Regions from separate parts of the Homo sapiens genome. Here region 1 is linked to region 2. Evidence: read pairs that join two places in POLR2A ChIA-PET (ENCODE). Cell type or tissue: OCI-LY7. All regions are shown on one strand.

Region 1 (5,000 bases), 560 kb before region 2:
TTCTAATGGCAAAGACTGACAATAAACAAGTAAATAAAATAACTAGGATTATGAGAGGTTTCATTCAATGGGAAAAAAGAGTCACGACAGAGAATAATGAGTCAGACACACATTAGAGGAGGTGGACAGCAAGGCATCTTTCAGACGACACTCAAGCTGAGTTTCAAGAGATGAGAAATTTCTGCTGTGAGAAGAGACCAAAGAAGACTAATCCAGGTGAAAGGAAAGTCCATTAAAGACCTTGAGGTTCAAAGAGTTCAACATATTCTAAGATCTGAAAAGGACATCAGTGTTACTGGAGCATCACGAGCAAGGGAGGATGGGAGCCAGTGTGGCTAATGAGGGAGGTAAGGGAAGATTGCACTGGAATTTGAGGCATGGTGGGAAGCCATTGACAAGTTTTAAGCAAGGAAGTGAGATAATGTGATTGACATTGTTCAAAGATCATTCAGGCTACTGGGTGAAGTGTGGACTACAGTGGTCAAGAGTGGCCACAGGGAAGCCATTTAGGACTCTATTATCATGAGCCAGGTGAGATGATGATGGACTGTCCTGGGGATGGTGACAGAGGTGAAAAGTGGTAGATGGATTTGAGATATGGCTCTTTTGAAGGTGGAATCCATGGAGGTCGCCGAATGCCGAATGTGTAAAGGAAAAAGACTGGTGAGGAAAATGGAGACATTGAGGGTCTGGGGCTGTAGTAAGGGGGTAGACGGTGACAAGGTCGAGCTACAGAAACAGAGAACACTGGAAGAGAAATTTTAGATGAAGCAGAAAGGGAGATTTGAAATTCACATGGGATATGTTCCGTTTGAGTCGCCTGTGAGTCAGCAACTGAATATGTCAACAGACAATTTACCAGACTAACACCCAGGGGAAAGCGCTGGATTAAAGAGAGACATTTAGAAGTCACAGTTACATGGATGGTGTTTCATGGAAATGAATAGAGGTGGAAAGAGCAGAACGAATGGGAGAGAAGAAAAGAGGTCTTGAGCGGAAGCCCTGGGAATGTCTGTTTAGAAACCAGGAAGTGGAGGCGGAATCGGCAAAGGAGAAGGAGCAGCCAGTAATGAGGCCATCTTGGATGCTAGGATGCCTACAGGGTTGCACTGCAGAATTTCTACATAGAGTTGAGCCATCAGTCAGGTTTGCAATTCATTGTGAAGCCAGTTAGTGTGAGCTTCTCAAACAGTATTCAGCAGTTCAGTCCAATCACAAAGAAAGTAGATCATTGGGTTCAACCAGGGTTGGGTGAGTGAGTGATTTTTGCTGGGTGAGTGCAAAGGAGAGTAGGAAGTTAGCAAGAAGGAGGGAAGGTAGTAGCCAGGACACAGGGCATTTAAAATCAAGATTCCAAAAGAGATGCAGTTTCTGCTGATGACAAGACACAGAATAAGATGATGAGGGTCAATGGCTGGGGTTTAGGGAAGGAAAGGATCACACTGGAGGGGGAAGTTTAAAAAGTAAACAAAGGAAAAAACTGAGAAGCAGAATGTTGGGTCACATATTTCTTTTTTGTTTGATTGTTTACTGAATTAGAATGAAATTAGAAGAAAGGATACAAAGAAAAACTGAGAACTTAAAAAAACAACAGAGAATGGGCATGACAAGGAACTTACTAGGTGACGAGGACACAGCTGAGGGAGGAATAAAGGCATCAGTTTCAAAGGAGCATGGGGTTTTGCAAAACAAAAAGTTTCGGAATCAGCAGTTGGGAGGAGAGAGGACACACACCCTACTTCTACTTCCTGGGAAATGAGAAGAAGGAAAATATTTGTCCCACAGAGACCACCAGGCCCAGAGGGAAGGCTTTGAGAAGATGGATAAAGGTCAACTTTACATTTAAATTGTACAGAATGACTTCTGTTCTATTCCTCCCTTATGAGTTGGAGAACTGATGTCCACTGCAGGGTAAAAAGGCATCCTATTTCCATGGACAGTGGTTGGTTCAGAAATGGACACAGAACCCAACGCTCACCATTTAGAACTGGGCAGAAATTCACTGGAGGCCTTCAGCAAGGTGATTTCCCACTCTGAAGGCCATGGAAAGCCAGCCTCTCTCCTGTCAGGCACAAATGAGGGAACATGTGGCTCTGAGAGCTACTGGCAGCTGTTCCAGAACTGTGATGAGAGCCAGTTTTAGGTTAAAGTCAACACTGCAACAGGCAGGGTGAAGAACACAGACAGAAGCTGCTGCTTCTGGCCAGGCGTGGTGGTTCAGGCCTGCAATTGCAGCACTTTGGGCAACTGAGGCAGGAGGATCCCTTAAGCCCAGGAGTTCAAGACCAGCCTGGGCAACATAGGGAGACCTCGTCGCTACTGAAAAAATGTAAAAATTAGCCAGGCATGATGGTGTGCACCTGTGGTCTCAGCTCAATTGATCTCAGGAAGCTGAGCAGTGAGTCGTGACCGTGCCACTGCCCTTTCACCTGGGTAACAGAGATCCTGTCTCAAAAAAAAAAAAGAAGAAGAAGAAGCTGTTTCTTCATGACATCCATGAGCCACTGCTGCTACCTTGAAGGTCAGCCCAACCTCTGGATTTTCTCCTTTATAAGCTCATACATTTCTTCATTTTTCCATTTTTTTAAAACCAGGTTGAGCCAAAAGCATCCAAGGAATGACTTTGAGATTCCTGAGAACTACAGCTTCATATTCCTCATTTATCCACTGTAGGCTGTGTCTCTTAGAAGATGCATTCTTCATTAATTTTATTTTATGTTATTTTGAGACAGGGTCTCACTCTGTCACCCAGGCTGGAGTGCAGTGACATGATCACAGCTCACTGTAGCCTCAACCTCTTGGGCTCAAGCAATCCTCCCACCTCAGTCTCCCAAGTAGCTGAGACCACAGGTGCATGCCACCACCCCAGCTAATTTTTTGTATTTTTTCGGTGGAGACAGGGTTTTACCATGTTGCCCAGGCTGGTCTCCAACTCTTGGGCTCAAGTGATCCTCCTGCCTCAGCCTCCCAAAGTGCTAGGATTACAGACATGTGCCACTGCGCCTGGCCAGGTTCATTTATGTTTATTGACCTGACCAAGAATGGTCCCTTTAACAAGATGTTTTGTTGTTTATTTCTTGAAGGGAAATAAAACCAAATTAATTGGTAGAAATACAGAAAGATAATAGAATGTATCAGGAAGAAAGAGAATGTATCAAGGGAGTTAATTTTTTAGGACTCATTAGAACAAGAATTTTTGTCCATTTTTTAATTTTTATAGACTTAGGGGATTTTTTTTTTTACAATTTTACAATTTTTTACAATTTTTAAATAATTTTTACAATTATTTTTACAGTTTTGTTACGTGTTACATGGATATTTGACATAGTGGTGAAGTCTGGGCTGTTAGGGTAACCATCACCCAAATGGTGAATATTGCACCCAATAGATAATTTCTCATCCCTCACCCTCCTCCCACCTTTCCAAGTCTCCAATGTCTATTATTTTACTTTCTATGTCCATGTGTGCACATTAGTTAGCTCCCACTTATAAATAAGAATGTGTGGCATTTGACTTTCTGTTTCTGAGTTGTTGCACTTCAGATGATGTCCTCCAGCTCCATCCATGTTGCTGCAAAAGACATGATCCTTTTTCATGGCTGAGTACTATTCCACTGTGTATATGTACCAAATATTCTTTAACCAGTCATCCACTGATGGACACTTAGTTTAATTTCTTATCTTTGCTATTGTGAATAGTGCCACAATGAACATAGGAGTGCAGGTATCTCTTTTATAGAGTGGTTCCTTTTCTTTTGGGTGGATACTGCATAGCAGGATTGGTGATCAAATGGTAGTCCTATTTTTAGTTCATTTTGTTTACTGCTGAATCTCTAGCATCTAGAACAGATAAGGCACTTTTAGAATATTTATCAAAGTCTTCCTCCCGAGAATATTGATCAAGGGTCCACAAAGTATCAGACACTGTGCTAGCCTCCGTGTTAGGGTATGGGAAAATGTGAGTCTCAAATGGGAAAAAGCCAGGCTTCGGACCAGACCCCAGGGTGACCGTGGAACCCATGGAAGCAGCCTGGAAATTCTGACTTGGCCTCCAGACCTTCGCAAGTCCCACTCATGTTTCAGCAGGACACATCCTCATTTCACCGCAGAGACGGAGCTGGTCCCGTGGCCAGAGTTCACCACCCCGAGGACTGATTGCCTCCTGGGAATAATGTTTTTCCCCTTTACACAAAGTGTCAGAGGCCTCCCACACGATTCCCTTTAGGCCCTTGATCTGTGAGGCTCCTGGGATTTTTCCACAGTGGAGCAAATAACATCAGTCACGAGAAAGCTGCAGCAGACAAATCTTCGTGGTCAGGCAAAAGCGCAAAATGAGCATCTCTGTTGCAAGTCAAAACAGGGCAATGGATATTGGCAGAGGTGGGGCCAGCCTCGGGCGTGCAGGCAGAGGCTGGAGCACAGCTCCGGGAATGGACAGGATCCCCTCTACCCCCTGGGGAAGAAGGAGAGCTCACCTCTCAACTTTCCATCCATATCTGAGTTTCCGAGGGATAAAATCATCAGCCAATCAGGTTGTCCTTAGAATGCAAGGCCGTCATGGGGCTTCTACCAACAGAAGGAAGCTGGTGGTGTATGCTCCAATCTCCCCACTCCGATGGTTGTCCTCATCACGGAGGAGCCAGTTACAGTGATCCAAGATGCATCTGCTCCCAGGGGCAGCTTGAGAAGGAGCAGGTGGCCCTATGGGTGCATGGATGGGCAAGGGGTCCTCCCCACAGGAGGAGCCCTGCACCCATGCCTTCCCAGAAAGAGGAGTGCACTGCAAATCCAAAAGACACAGCCCTGCTAACAGTAGCTATTTCCCGGGAACTGAATTTAGGGTGGAGGGGGCATGGTGTCATGAAAAGGAACTTTCGCTTTTCAGGTTATGTATGTATAGTTTTCTGAACTGGTATCACAACCACATGCTGCTTCTGTGTAACACTGATTTGGTCAAAAAGCCCTGTTCCTCCTGAGAATCACCAAATTGCTTCCCAAAGA
Region 2 (5,000 bases):
TTGAGGTTCAGGAGATTCTAAATTGAATATTCCACGGTTTGGGACAGCATCCGGAAGTTTTCCCTATGACTTTATATTTTGTATTATGTCAAATGTTATGGCAGGGCCCAAATAGCATAGCCACAAGTTTGGTTTATGTGGGCATAAAATTCTAACCAAACCCCAGACATAGGGAGTCATTTGGAGAAAGCCTGTATGTGGTGTTTTAACCTAATAAAGTTGATGAGAGAGAAGGGGAGAGGAAGCGAACATAAAGCGGGTCAAGTGTAGTGCATCTTTTGTATCTCAGGCGTGGCTTCTTCAGTGGACCAAGCTGCAATGCAGTATTGACTTGACAGAGCCTCTACTTCTGTCTCAAAATGGCTCCAAATGATTTCTGTACTGCAAAATAAAGCCAAATTCTGGAAACTACTGCCCGGTGTTGGTTTGTGTGTCCTGATTGCAAGGGTCACAGCTGCCGTGCTTCCTTTGGTAGCACTGGAGTCAATGCCAGTCAGAATGCTCAGCAGCGGAAAGCGTGGGTGTCTTCTGATCTGGAAGGATCACAGCAGGTCCTGTCGTCTGGCTTCCCTGTGAGTAGACCTCGAGTTTTATTCTTGACACAGTACCATTACTAGACCTATCATCTTTGTGCAGAAAAAATAGTGTTTAATGATTTTGCTTGTAGCAGCAGTTATAAGGGAGTAAGTGAACTGTCAGGTAGAGTAGGTGCTTTAGTAAATAATTTTTGTGTAGTTGAAATGATAAAGTGTTTACATATAAGGCCCTTTCCCCTGACAGTGATGAGCCTCACGGCAGATGCTGTTGTTTACCACAGATAAACACTGACTCTTCAGAGTATGAAGGAGACAGACTAAGGTAGATGATGTGTTAAAGGAACTAGGGTGGTGATTTAGATTGTTATTCATATTGCCAAAATGATGGAGCTTCTCGACTTCAGTTGATGTTTTGGGCTGGATCATTCTCTGTTGATAGGGTTGATTGTAGCAGCATCCCTGGCCTCCACACACTAGATGGCAACAGCACCATCTTGGAATGACAACCAAAAATGTCTCCAGATGTTGAGAACCACTGCTTTACCTGTATGATAAAATTATCTGAAGTCCCAGCAAGCCTTTTTCTCTTCCCATGCAAAGGCCCAAGCTGGGTTAGTAATAAGTGAAAAAAGAAAAACCACGCATCTTCATATTCTTCATTCAACGTATTTACTGAATACCTTGTGTGCCAGGCCAGTGGAGACAAAGATGATAATGGTAGTTACTGGGATAACTCAGTTTGGTGAACACATGATGTGGTTTGGTTATTAGTAGAGTTACAGAAAAGGTAGCATGGAAACTGAGATGGCCTCGTGGGTGTTGGAAGGCTTTTCAGCAAGGGGAGGTGAATGTTATTAGGTCCAACCTGAAAGGTGCATATTTCAGGCAGATAGATAGGTGTTTGGCATCTTATAACTGCTCACTTTCCTTTTCCTTAGTAATCTGAAAGTAATTCACTGTACTGAATAGTTAATGGTTCCCTTAATAGACTCTTGTCCTTGGAAAAATAAAATGAAATGACTGGGGTTCTATTAGTAACTGAAAAATTGTCAACAATTAAAACTCTAAAACCTACTCATGAGAAAATAAAGCTCTTTTGTTTAGGAATAATAAAAGCCGACTTAATGACTTCTGAAAGAAGTAAGTGTCCCTGTAAAGGCCAGGTGAAACTGCCATTCTTTAACCTGTTACTCGGTGTACTTGACTGCGGAAAGAACCCAGAAACAGAACAGGCCAGGCCCAAAGGATAGAAGTGTAGGTTTCCTCTGGAAGCTTACTGTTCTGCTAAATGACCTAAAAATTGCTAGAACACTCCAGATAAGTCAATTTCTGCTATAAAAATCATTGCAGAAAGAGATTATTTTTAGTTGTCTTTATTTAAAAAATGAAACACATTAGTTACAAAAACCGTTGCTCCAAATAGATACCGTGTATCTTACAAATGTTTTTTGCTTGGTTTTGAGTGTTTACTGTAGAAATTTTCAATATCATAAATAAATGATTATTTCTTTCTCAGAAAGCTGATTTTTGTAGTGTAGTATTTACAAATACCGTAAGTGAAAAATGATAGTTTATAAATTTGTACCATTTAGGAAAAAATGTTTTATGTAGTGTTGTTTGTGTAACAGCAAATAAAACCATTTAAGATTATAGTTTTTACAAGGGTGGTAAAACCTTTAAAACAGAGCATAATGTGCATCGTATGCCTTTCTGACATTAGCATGCAAAAACAAAGCTATTTGTTAAAATAGACTTATTTTTGCTCCAACTAAGTAAACATGTAAAATTATTTTTAATAAGCTCAATAGCTTAGAAGGCATCTTGTTTAAAATGAAAATAATTTAAAACAATATCTAGCACTGCAACCCAAAGCTAACAGACAACTGCAATGCCACTGTGACATATTTCAGCAAAATATAAAAAATGAAAACTTTCCAAGTTGTAGAACATTGGTTTTTCAAATGTAAGACTGTTCACATGTGTATTCACATGTTCACAAGTTTTCCAAAGGGAAAATACTAATTTTTTATTGGCATCATCCATATCCAGGCAGGCTGTAGTTGAGTCACCTGAAGAAACACAAAATTGATAAAGAACTTCTTAAAATAATACGAACAAGAAATATTTTATAAGCGGGATGCTCTAATGGGGAAAACGCCTATGCATTCTAAGGTTACATTATGTTCTGTACTGACGATCCAAGTTAACAGCAAGTGAAAATGCACATTAGATAAAATAGGTAATTTTAGTAGATGGTTACTTCATTTAGTGATAATTTAGGAATTCCTATTTATGCCAAATAGCAATTCCACCCCTAAACAAACACTTTAAATTTATAGCATGAAGTATGTAAACAACAGTTTCCCAACTGTTTCCCTTAGACACAAATGTCAATATTTGCCATCAACAACTCCAACTCACATGGGAAAGTTACATAAAAAGTGTTCTTACCAATAGCTACTCCTAAATGGAGCTGCTATTTTTTCTATGTTTTCTATAAAGTTATTTACATCTGTAACAAGGATTCCACTATTTTCAAAGACTTCTCTGGGGATAGTAGGCTTGTCTGTTAAAAAAAAAAAAAAACAACTTTTGGTTAATATAATTAATGTACTTTTATATAACAGGACCTGGTTTTTTATTTTAAAAAATCTGTGGAACTTCCTCGTGTGAGGGGTAGGGGGAGAAAAGGTGTTGGGTTCCAAATTAAGAAAAGATTTGAAGCTTTGGAAATAGATGCCTCCATCGGGGGTGGTGGTTAAAGTACTGAAAAAAAATCCCTGAAAAATGATAACTATGGTTCTTTACGTAAATTTTTCTTAACACTTTTTTTTTTTTTTTTTTAAAGATAGATAGGGTCTTGTTCTGCCACCCAGGTTACAGTGCAGTGGTGTGATGACGGCTCACTGCAGCCTCGAGCAATCCTTCTGCCTTAACCCAAGTAGCTAGGACTATAGGCACACATCACCACACCTGCCAACTTCTGTAGAGATGAGGTCTCGCTAAGTTGCCCAGGCTGGCCTCAAATTCCTGGGCTCAGTGATCCACCTGCTTCAGCCTCCCAAAGTGCTGGCATTACAGGCGTGAGCCACTGTCCCTGGCTGCCCCACAAATTTTTTAAAAGCAACCTCTGCCTCCGGGGTTCAAGCCATTCTCCTGCCTCGGCCTCCCAAGTAGCTGGGACTACTGGCATGAACCACCACACCTGACTAATTTTTGTATTTTTAGTAGAGATGGGGTTTCACCATGTTGGCTAGGCTGGTCTCTAACTCCTGACCTCAAGTGATCCGCCCGCCTCGGCCTCCCAAAGTGCTGGGATTACAGGTGTGAGCCACTGCACCCAGCCCCAGTATTGATTTAAAAAATAATACGGTATAACTACTTATACTGTATTGAGTATTATAAGTAATCTAGAACTGACTTACATACATAGGAGGATTGTGTAGTTACCTGCAAATACTACATTTTATATAAGGGCTTCAGCTTCAGCAGATTTGGGTGATTCTGGTATCCATGGGATGCCAAGCCATTTAGATACCTGATACTCTTCATCAGGTATCTAACTTTGACATTCCTAGAGCTGACCAATTTTGGCATTAACTGAGTAAAATGCGCCTGTGAATTACCTGTTAGGAGGACAGCAAACCTGGCATCAATATGCTGAATTTGCAGGTTTAGCAAACATTTCAGAATTTCTGCTTTTGTTGATGATCGAGAGTCACACTGGTGATAATGAAGCAATTCAATGATATTTGCACTCTGAAATGACTTCAACATTATGTTCTTCTTATGTGCAGTTGAATCCACTCTGTGAAAGATACATAGGCATATTAAAATATTTTTCAGTTTTATTCTTAGGACTTTTTCTTGCCTTCAGTTTAACCATTCAAACTCATGAGTTCCTCTGCCTTTCTTCTTGACGTTCTTTTTCATGACACACTTTGGTTACCTCAAAACATCACAATTGTACCTACTCCTTTTGTAAATGTGGATTTTAAACATGGGCCTCATTCTAAGAGGGACATCATGCATCTACCTACGACCAATCAAGCCATGTGGCTTGGCAAGCCTTTCATGAATTTCGAGTGGGCCTTATTGCGTTGTATATTTGTAGAGCAATGCACATCTATACTTCTCATACCTTGTGGGCAGATAATCGCCAACTTCATTAAAATTAGGTAGCAGCCAGAATTTTCTTGGTTTCTTGCTTCCCTGAAAATTCTATCACTACTAGGAAAATGTGTTAACTCAGTATGTTTAAATTTTTAGCATTTCTGTCTCTGCTCGACTCCCGTCTCTCTAGTTTTCATCACTTACATTCTCATGCTTGTTGGAGAAAACCCAAATCACACCCATTCCCATAACCCTAGTGATAATCACTCTTAACATCATGAATTAATTTCCTTTCACTTTTTCCTGTATAAATTTTTTATGACATCATACTGAACATAGTTACATGATACC

The links. ChIA-PET counts read pairs that join two places held together with the same protein. Peaks named below come from ENCODE experiments on the same cell type or tissue, not always from the same donor. Only the 100,000 strongest peaks of a DNase experiment are listed, where the experiment ranks them.
Region 1: POLR2A ChIA-PET joins it to region 2 with 11 read pairs; 1 of 35 experiments calls an interaction of 5 or more read pairs at or near these places.

Annotation. Positions count from the first base shown.
Region 1 is chr10:6,317,926-6,322,925 of GRCh38, reverse strand. It overlaps a transcript of PFKFB3 not described here. Among named protein-coding and RNA genes, the nearest start is that of LINC02649, 6.1 kb to the left of the region's middle. In OCI-LY7, no CTCF peak of the experiment used is centred here; a DNase peak (open chromatin) is centred at 2,395; H3K4me3 peaks cover 1,855 bases; H3K27ac peaks cover 3,576 bases.
Region 2 is chr10:5,760,634-5,765,633 of GRCh38, reverse strand. TASOR2 (transcription activation suppressor family member 2) reads right to left here. Exons shown (of 22, transcript NM_001321783.2): 20 at 4,163-4,344; 21 at 2,988-3,102; 22 at 1,894-2,605. The coding sequence ends at 2,602. GDI2 (GDP dissociation inhibitor 2) reads left to right here. Exons shown (of 11, transcript NM_001494.4): 11 at 1-411. Among named protein-coding and RNA genes, the nearest start is that of GDI2, 50 kb to the left of the region's middle. In OCI-LY7, CTCF peaks have their summits at 816 and 1,015 (motif pointing right); no DNase peak of the experiment used is centred here; H3K27ac peaks cover 929 bases.